Linked DNA regions of Homo sapiens: region 1 is linked to region 2. Evidence: read pairs that join two places in POLR2A ChIA-PET (ENCODE). Cell type or tissue: Caco-2. All regions are shown on one strand. Links, peaks and the distances in the headings refer to the core of each region. The heading gives the core; the rest is flanking DNA.

Evidence for each region. ChIA-PET counts read pairs that join two places held together with the same protein. Peaks named below come from ENCODE experiments on the same cell type or tissue, not always from the same donor. Only the 100,000 strongest peaks of a DNase experiment are listed, where the experiment ranks them.
Region 1: POLR2A ChIA-PET joins it to region 2 with 5 read pairs; 2 of 35 experiments call an interaction of 5 or more read pairs at or near these places.

The regions. Positions count from the first base shown.
Region 1 is chr5:146,904,307-146,909,696 of GRCh38, reverse strand. It overlaps a transcript of PPP2R2B not described here. Among named protein-coding and RNA genes, the nearest start is that of PPP2R2B-IT1, 13 kb to the left of the region's middle. In Caco-2, for the core only: no CTCF peak of the experiment used is centred there; a DNase peak (open chromatin) is centred at 2,676.
Region 2 is chr5:146,850,425-146,855,814 of GRCh38, reverse strand. The region is part of intron 2 of PPP2R2B (protein phosphatase 2 regulatory subunit Bbeta); the gene reads left to right. Among named protein-coding and RNA genes, the nearest start is that of PPP2R2B, 26 kb to the left of the region's middle. In Caco-2, for the core only: no CTCF peak of the experiment used is centred there; no DNase peak of the experiment used is centred there.

The DNA.
Region 1 (5,390 bases), core at 167-5,166, 54 kb before region 2:
GACACAGAGGACATGCGGGCTTGCAACACAGTGGCAGCTGCAAGCTGACCTCTTGGCAAATTTAATCTGTAAATGGATTCCAGTTTAAGATAGTGAATGCCTTCCATTATTAGGAAGGCTTCTTTCTATATTTTGGAAAGCCTGGTTAAAAATATTTCATGCCAGGTTATTATGCAGATTGCCTAGCTAACAGGGAGATTATGAATGCAAATAAATCAGGTTTTGAAATGAAGAGCTTTACTGACCTCTTAAGAGGGTAGTAACATGTGCATAATGGTGAGGAAAATGCTCCCAGATCATTAGGACAAGAAAAGGGTCACATTGTCATTCTTTGAAGTGTATTGGGGTTGGAATAAAAATCCAAGAATATCCCAGAAGCAAATGAACTGAATTCAAGAACTGCTCTACTTACTGATAAGTTACCCACTCTTCCCTCTGATGTTAGTGTGGGGGAATGTCATGGTCTAGGAGGATGGATGAGCTCCCCATGGAACCCCTAGTTAGTCTCTTAATTCCTCAGTGTAAATTTATGTTGTGGTAATAGCTGGTGGTCAGAAACAGTCAAGGTCACTCACCCTGCTACTTTCTGTGACCTCCCACTGCCCTCTCTTAGCTGCAGGGGAAATCTTCTCCCACTATTACTTCTCCATGGACCATCTGCTTTCTCTTTGGTGGCTGCCTCCAGGAGCTGATCTGAAGGATCTTAAAGTAAACCCAGGATGAAAAACACGATCTGAGCTCCAGGGCCCACCCCTGTAATCCCAGCTACTCGGGAGGCAACTCAGGAGGATCACTTGAGCCCAAGAGTTTGAGGCTGCAGTGAGCCGTGATCACGGCACTGCACTCCAGCCTGGGCAACATAGCAAAACCCTGGGTGGGAAGGAAGGAAGGGAGGAAGGGAGGAAGGGAGGAAGGGAGGGCGGGAAAGGAAGAAAGAAGGCATGAGTTTTATATTGAGGGGAAGCTGGAATTGAATCCTAGGTCTGACACTGACTAGTGTAGGGCCTTTGGGAAGTTTCTCAACACTCTAGGTCATCACCTTCTTCAACTACAACCTGAAAACAATGATGTGAGCCTTACAGGGTGCAGACTGCTAAACTTTTTCTGTTAATGGAGCCCTTAGTGTCTCAGTAATTGTTTAACACACCCCTATGCCAAAAAAAAAAAAAAATCTAACAATTTCTTTATTACGTAGCTAGGCCCAAACAGCTGTATACATATGTATGTTCAAAAAATTTAGGAGTCTTTTGAAAAATATACATATTGAAAGAAAAAAAAATTTAATTTTTAAGTAAACACCAAGAACTTACTAGTAGAATATGTGTGCCTGTTGAGTACTGCATAATTCCTTGAAACTTGGAATCAGACTTTTCTCTTCCATGTTGAATTTTGCACCATACTTGGTTTTCATCACAACCAACCTTTACAAAGATCTGTCATGTAGTACAATCTAATGTTGCAACTGTGATCTACTTCAAGCTAATATTTTGCATGGTGTATCACAGAAGTGTTTCCCTCAAAACTTTAAAATCTGTCTTGGCTTTCCTGTAAGTTCACTGTGGTGCCCTGGGGTACCTCCAGTCACTTGAGGAACCATGGTTATAGGTATCATGTAGTTTGATTTAGAAGACAAAACGTGAGAATTAATGTAAAGAACGTGGCTGTGGGTATGCTCATAAAATCATTGCTGCTGCTGTTCTGCTCGGCAGTTTTTCTCTATGATCATATTTATTAATAAGGAAGAACAACATGGTTTTTCCTTCTAGGGAATTCAATGCTGCCAACATTTGATCAGCCAGTTTGAAAGACTAACAAACCACTGCATACTATGGAAATGAAAGGCATGCCCCCAAGAACCTCACCATTTGATTGAGGAGACAGAATAAACACACAGGACCCAATAGTTAATAACTCACAATTGCTAAACAGTAAAGTAGTGTAGGATTTCAAAGCAGTAGAAAATGAAAGTGGTATGGGAAAAGACAAAAACTTAGCTGGGCCTTGACAAATCAACAGCATTTATACAGGATAATGGAAAAGGGGGTTTCTCCCAAGTAGAGAACTTAAACAGTGTGAGGCACAGTGTGTTCCACACTATAGCTGATGGGTTGGCCTCAGGGGGGATGTTCAGGTACACCTGCCCTTAGCCCTTTCTCCAACTTGGTGATGACCAGGCAGCACAGAGATGCTGTTGTAGACTTTGCCCTTCTGTAAGGACATTAATTCCACTTTCTTTGGCTCCTGGGTACATGAAATTTTCCATAATAGGAATATAAGCTGAACTTTGGGAACGCTCATATGGGAACACATTCATTTTAACCAATGTCCTGAAGAAGCTCTGGGAGAAGAGCTGCTTGAGCTGAGCTTCAGGAAAATGCACATAGATGGCTTAAAATACGTAGTTGTAATAATCCCCCAGCTCGCTTGTGCAAAAATGCAGCTTTATTTCTAGATTTTAACTTCTACATCTGCTGATGGAAAAAAAAATGTAATTTAGCCAATTCATGCTTATACAATCGTTTTCAGACTTAAGCTGATAATTTAGGCTCTAAACATTCCATTTTACACCCACAAAAGCCTCCTGTACTTTCCTACTTCCCTGTCGGAATGGCATCCTGCGCTATCTTCTGTCCTCACCACAATCAGCCAAGGAGCCTCTTGCCTTTCCTGGTCTTCCCTTTAGGCCTCTGTCCCTGCAGCGCCCCCTTCCTGTGTTACTCATCCTGTCTCCTGCTACAGTGTAACTCGGCTGGTCTTCTTAGAAGTAGATTGTCTCTTTAAATTTAATCAGCTGCATAAAGTGCAATTGACATTTCAAAAAATGTGCTAGTTTTAAATGTACAATTCAATATGTTTTGACAAGGGCATACAGTGTTGTAACCACTGCCACAGTCATGAGGTAGAACAGTACTGCCCAATAGACGTATAAGGTGAGCCAGGTACATAATTTAAAAGTTTTCCAGTGGCCACATTTCCAAAAAGTAGAAGAAAGATACATATATTGAGATATCACTCTGTGCCCCATAAATATGATGATGCATAATCATTATGTGTCAATTAAAAATAAAAGAAAAAGGCCAGGTGCGGTGGCTCACGCCTGTAATCCCAGCACTTTGGGAGGCCGAGGCAGGCGGATCACCTGAGATCGGGAGTTCGAGATCAGTCTGACCAATATGTAGAAACCCCGTCTCTACTAAAAATGCAAAATTAGCTGGGCGTGGTGGCGCATGCCTGTAATCCCAGCTACTAGGGAGGCTGAGGCAGGAGAATCACTTGAACCCAGGAGGCAGAGGTTGCGGTGAGCCGAGATCGCGCCATTGCACTCCAGCCTGGGCAACAAGAGTGAAACTCTGTCTCCAAATAAATAAATAAATAAATAAATAAATAAATGGAAAATGGTACAAGAAGCAGGTGAAATTAATTTTAATAATATATTTTCTTTAACTTAATATATTCAAATATTATCACTTTGTTATGGAATCAATATAAGAATATATTAAGGAGCTACTTTATGTCTTTTTTCACATCCATTCTTTCAAGTCTATTGTGTATTTTACACTTCCAACATATCTCAACTCAGACAATATATCTTTACTAGAAATACTTAATTTTTATTTAGAACTTATAAAATTCACAGCTGAAAAAATAGGTTCAAATGTCCAAATTGTTTCAATCCTGCTTACAAGCTTTCCATTATAACTTTTATTTCCATTTAAATTTTATTTAATTTAAATTATATGTAATTAAAATTTCAGTAGCTACATGTGGCTTGGGAGCTTCCATACTGGATAGCACAGAGAACATTTCCATCATCCCCAAAAGCTGACTCCTGCTATTTTGAAATCAATCCCAACCTACCACCACTGGGCACTAGCAACCAATGATCTGCCATTTGACTCTATAGTTTTGTCTTTTCTATAATGTTATATGAATAAAATCAGATTGCACTTAGCCTTTTGTTTGACTTCTTTCACTTATCACATTGATTTTGAGATTTATTTAGAGGGTATTTAATAGGAGTGAGTTCCTTTTAATTGCTAAGTAGTATTACATTGTATAGATGTACTATACCATTCACTAGTTGGTGGGCAGTTGGGCTGTTCCAGTTTTTGGCTTATAAATAAAGCTGTTAAGAACATTCAGGCCAGGAACAGTGCCTCATGTCTTTAATCCCAACATTTTGGGAGGTCAAGGTGAGATCATGGCTGGAGGATCACTGGAGGCCTGGAGTTCAAGACCACCAGCCTGGTCAACATAGTGAGATCCCATCTCTATTATAAAAATTTAAAAATTTAAAAATTTCAAACTTAAGACAAGAACATTCAAGTACAAATGTTTGTGTGGACATGCTTTTATTTCTCCCTAATAAATATGCAGGAGAGGAGTAGATTGAGATATGTTTTTATTTCTTCCTAATAAATATACAGGAGTGGATTGAATGGTGTGTGTTTAATTTTATAGGGGAATAACAAATATTTTCCAGTGTTCCATTTTCCACTCCCACCAGCAAAGTATGAGAGTCCCAATTGCTCCATGTCCTCACCAACACTTGACATAGTTAGTCTTGGCAATTCTAGTAGAGATGCAATGGTATTTCATTGCGGTTTTAACTTTCATTTCCTTAATGACTAATAATGTTGAGCATATTTTCAGGTGCTTATTTGCCACTCATATATATCCTTTGGTAAAATTTCTGTTCAGATATTTTGCCCCCATTTTTATCAGGTTGTCTTTTAATTATTGATTTGTAAAAGTTGTTTTAAATAGGCTGAATATAAGTTCCTTAGCAAACATGTTTTGTATATGTTTTCTCCCAGTCTTGGCTTGGGTGTGACTTTTTTGTATCTGGTTCCTCATGTTAATGTTAACCTGCTGCTGTTAAATGTGGTGTTACCATGACCTCCAGTACCATGTCCGTGCCCTCATTTTGACTCCTGGCACCTTTGGGTTCATCACTGTGTTCTTAACTGTTTCTGCTTTTCTCTCAAGGAGATGAAGCTACTTTTAGCAGTCTCTTTCATTCTATACTGAGGCTACAGGACTTCAAGCAGATGTCTTCAGCCAGTCTGTATGATCAGTGGTTACAACCATTACTCAAGCACCATATTGGTTAGACATGAGGTTTCTCCAAGAAGCTTACAACCTCTCTGGGCTATACTTTAGGACTCGGGGAACACGCTCCCAATACTGCCTGTGGAATTTTCTACAACTTTCCTCTAGTTCCATTAGTTACCTCCTACCCCAGGACTGGGCTTGATAAGCCTCATGAGAGGCTGAGTAGATATTTAATCTCTAGACTAAGCCTATTGATTTCCTACTTTCTGCCACTTGGTCAAACTTTGGTCTCCTTTTATAATAATGTTCTTATATAATAAACTTGCATTCTTTCC
Region 2 (5,390 bases), core at 235-5,234:
AGGCTTTAGCTTTACAGCCTCCACATTTGGCTATATTTTGGGATAATGGAAAATAAAATTTAATACAAAAGAACTGTATTTTGATTTAAGAAAGAGAATCATCAGAGATTCTCTTTAGAGGTGGAGTTTGTAACAGAGTTTGTATGAACCCTGAGAGAGATCAAAGAGTACAACATTCAGAAGAGAAGAGCTCCCTTTAATAAAAGGAACGAAGAGGGAAAAAGGCTCTAGATAAATATTTTATCATAGAGCTAATAAAATTTAAAAGGTGGTCACAGTTCAAAAAGGGAAGAAAACAAAAAGCAGGTATGTGTGTATGTGTATGTATACTGTGTTTGTGTCTGTATGCATATATGTTTGTGAATATTCTCCATCAGACTATGGATAAAGATGTGTGAGGCATTTGTGTCCTAAGGGAACTATGCAATGTTAGCATTATGCATTTATAGAGACTCCATGCAGGTGATATTTTTAAATGTGTTTTTATATAAAATAATAAGAGCAGGTTTTGCTTTTAAATAGTGTTGGTGATGTGAGGTAGAGTTCAGCTCTTCCCTTGCTATTGAAAAATTACCTTTTGCTCTCTGGTCTATTTGAATAAAAGGCTTACATCTGTTGTAATTTCAATGTACGATTTTTTTTCCTTCCTACCAACTAAGTAACACTTTCAGTGCATTCTAATATAATATTGATTGGGGGTTTGAGTTTTATTTGGTTTGCCCTTGATGATGTTACTTTAATGAGATGAAACTGAATAGCTTTGAGTGGATTTCCCTGGAGCTTCCAACTTTTATGCCCCCTATTCCTCCTCCAAGATGGAGGGAGAAAAAAAATGGAAGTATTTTGTTATTTGGTCAAATTTTACGACTTGTGTCATATCAGACTCAAAATTTCTAAAAACATAAAAACTGCGAGAGACAGTTCAGAGTCCAAATTTTAAGAGCTTGTCGTGAAGAATAGCCAGGATAAATACCTGCTTTTCACTGTGCCTCATCAAGTCCAAATGTTTCTGAAAAATCCCTTCAAAGTACAAAGACAGTGCCCTTCTCCAAATTTGGAGGGTTGGTGACTATATAAGTATTGTGCACAGCTTAGCGATCAGTGTGAGGTACAAGGTGAGTGTGTGTCTATACACACGTGCTTGTGTTTTAATATAATGTAAGAATCACTTCAAGGTGTCATTTTCACAAGTTTAGTTACTTTCTTCAGAAATTGAATCTATTAGAATCTGGTTAAGACTGCCTTGATGAAAAGAGGTTGGTCAATGGGTACAAATATACGGTTAGATAAAAGGTATAAATTCTAATGTTTGATAGCAGAGTACAGTGACTGTAGTTAGCAACAATGTATTGCATATTTCAAAGAAGCCAGAAGAGAGAATTTGAAATGTCCCCAACACATAGAAATAATAAATACTCAAGGTGATAAATAACCCGAATACCATAACTTGATCATTATACATTCTATGCATGTAATAAAATATCACATGTACCCCATAAATATGTAACATATTATGTATTTTAAAAATTGCCTTGAATTTCTGACATGAGATTATGATTATTTAAGAGCAGTATAAGACATGAAGCCTTGTAGGGCTCTCTCTGATTTTCTAAAATCCATTCCAGTGTGAAATAATAATTTAATGTGTGTCAGCAGATTGGGAATGAAGAGTCTGGCATCCATCCTTTTACTTATTAAGTATTTATTGTGCACTTACTATGTGTCTGGTGCTGTACTCGGTGCTGGGGATGCAAAGGTTTAGTATATAGACCTGGTCTCTACTGTTAAGGAACCTGTGGTTTAGTAGGGGACACATACAGGACAACAGGCAATTATAATGCAGAATGAGAGGTTCTCTGATGGAGGAAGTACAAGAGAATGTGAAATGACATAAGAGGGCTCAGAGCAGGGCTCATGAGGAAGCAGATGGCTAAACTGAGACCTGAAGGATGAGGAGGAGGGAAGAAGAATGAAAAGTATTCCAAGCAGGGAGAATGGTAGTCAAGATGATGGTTAGTCCCACCTCAGTTATTTAGTAATTGGGTGACTTCAGGAAAAAGTCTATCGTAGATATTTTATTTTCCTTATTCTGTGGAAGATGGAGATGGTGGCCATAGTGGATACTGCTGCTGGTGGAAAAAAAAAATGATAGCAGTTAATATTTATTGAGCACTAATTATGTGCCATGTAGTGTACTAAGCCCTTTACATGCATTAGTTACTCAATTAGGGTTTTGAAATCACCTTTTGAGGTAGGCATCATTATTATCTGTTTCACAGATAAGCAAAAAGAAGCTCAGAAAGGTTAAGAAATTTGCTCAAAGTCACCTTATTAGCAGTAGAAAAGCCAGGATTTGAAAACAGACAAGTTTAACTTAGAACCTGTGTTTTGCACCATTACTATACTATTCATAATCTAACTTTCATAAGCTGATATAGAGATGAGCAGGATAATGGATTAAAAGGACTTTTTAAACTACATGGAACTCTATACTATCATTATGCATTTTAAACTGGGGCATGAATCACGTGGTTGGTAGCTAGTCCAGAATAAAAAGTAAAAATGATTGCAGCAATATATGGGCTGCCATTTCTTGATTTGTTAGCAATGCCTCTAATTCTATGGCCTCAACACATTAGTAGTCAAAAGTGGCATTTCCTAGGGGACATTTTTTTGAAGCAACAGAACATTAGATAAGTTGGACCATGGGTTTGCTCCTAAATGGCAACTGCTATGTTAGAAAGTTCTCAAACATTCCTGAGATCTTTAATCTCTGTTAATCACTCCATGCCCCTCTGTGACGACTGCTCAGCACAAAATGAAATGGAGGCTTGGCAATTATCCAATTCCTTTGAAGAATCTTGCCTCTTAATGCTGATAATCCAAAGCTCTAATTGCACTTTTAAAAATTCTAGATTATCAGGTTCACTCAGGTATACATACTCTCTACTCTGCCTCCGCTTTTTTGTCAAATAGACCTTTTTCCTGTCACTTCTATGTTTCTGATAATTCCCAATGTGCTCCCTGCATTTATCTGTACTCTAATCAGCCATCGTATTGTGAACTTAGGACCGTCTATACTATTGTCACATAAGCAGGTTCATGTTGCTGGCCAACACATTAGCAGTCATTGGGAATTGTTGAGAATGTTTGGAGAGAGGTGGTCACACAATCTTTTGGCACAAAGAGCATGTCTCCACTACAAAGGCAAAGACTGGTTCTACAGTAGGCGGAACCACAATGAACCAAAATAATGAATTCTTCTGCATCATAGTTCGATTCTAGAGGCTAATTGTTAATTTAAGTCCTGCTCGTGGCCTGATAACGGGGCTTTCCTTTTGGAAACTTGACTGAGCTAGTGTGAAAGGCAAGACTGTTATTCAGATATACTAGTGAAATGCAAACAGTTTCACATATTAATGGTCACTAATGACCTGTAATCAGGCTATGATTTGTTAGGTTAAAAACAAAGGCATGATTAGTTTATTTGTTCAGGAGTGTAAACAGAGGGCTTTGTCAATCTGCAGATTGTTCTTCTCCATTGGAGACAGTAGGCTGGAGCATTCCTCTTGAGCTGTGGCATTTAGGGACTGCATTTTCTTTTCTTGAGATTCTCCCAGCTTCCTGTCCCCTCATAAGCCTGCAGCCTTAATCAAAATGGAATGAAGAGGATGCTGTTATTGGTCCCCTTTCTCTGTGGCTTTGGTTTTTGATAAGTGAGCCACTTTAATTTTAATTTTTTTCTTTCAGCTCCACTCTGGTCTCATGCTTCAAATAGCTAATTTTCTCAAAGCATCACCATTTCTTCAGCAAACATTTAACACATAATTGAGGTCAAATTATGCTCCAAATGCTATCCTAGACCTCAAGGATTTTAATGATTATCAAGAGAATCCTAACCCAATCTGAAAAATTTACAACTTCTCCACAGATGTCGTAAGATTTTCTGTACCACTAACAACTGCTTGTAAACTTATCACTAAAAAAAAAATGAAGACTCTCTTGAAATGAAACAGCTGCTCTGTTGAGATATGCATCTTAAAGAGCAAGGCACTTTGATCTTTTGGGGTGCATCAAAGCTGACAATAGAGATTTTGAGGTGTTATAGTGACTCCTTAGAAAAGGTATACCTTGTGTTTTGCCTACACTTATTTAATTTGAGAAAGTGAGTATATTTAAATTCTTATAGGAAACCATGGCATTAAAACAGAAAATTCTTTACTCCTTCATCAAGTAAAAAGAAAAGACTGTGATCTACCTGGTACCACGAAGCAATAATGATGCAGGTTATCCCAGTGAGGCATTTGGATCACTTACAATCATGATGAAGCAATGGGCATGATCTCACTCACATGGAACAGGATCTCTTTCCTTGTTAGCACTAATAGCAATCAGCAATCATTTTATTTACTCATTTGTGTGTTGGTTATCCTCTCTTCTTGAAGGTGAGCACCTGTCTCTCTTGCCTAGTGTGTATCCCAGGCTCTAACACAGTGCCTGGAATCTAGTAAATATGCTCAGTAAATATTTGTTAAATGTTGAATGAAATCCAAGGCCAATGATGAGAGCTTGAGCCCAATAGTAGCATTTGAGATATTGTGAAATAAAGAAAAATTACTTAATAAACAGATCTCTGAGGGACAGGATTAGGAGATGATTGGCACCATTGTGAACCTTTACTGCATGAGATTGTTTCTTCATGTCCTCTTATGTCCACTTCTATGTAATATTGAATAATATTCATTTCGATATGATAAAAAGGACCTCATGTTTATTTGGAAACTACCAAACCTGGCAGTGATGTTTATTTACTCATCCTTGGGGTGACCAATCAAATTTATTATGTGAAGTGACATATTCTTCTGAATCCAAAGAGGACTTTAATATTCTAGAAAGTCTTTACAGCAGTATGGATAGATTGCGTGGTCATTTTTCAGACATTTACTTGATAGGTGTTTATTGGGCACTTATTGTATACCAGCTATGGGGTTAGATACCAGGAATATGGAGTGACAAGACCCTCTGGGGAAATATATTAATAAAGAATAATAAAGATAAATGTACAATTGCAACCGTGACAAGCACTCTGAAGGAGTTAGTAGTACTCTGAGAGTGTGTAATAAGAGGATTATTGGACCTAGACAGGGAAGGCTTCCCTGGTGAAAGAATAATTGCTAAATCCGAAAGTCATAATAAGAGTTAGCTCTGTTGAAGAGGAGATGGGAAGATGACCCAGGCAGGGAGAACTGCATGTACAAGGGCTTTATGGTAGTAGCAGTAGAGAGAGTGTGTGTTCAAAAAGTGAAAGGTGGCCAGTGTGGCTTAAGTTCCCACAGGATGGACATTAGACAGAAGCCACATCTTGCAGAGTCTTGCAAAAATATATGAGC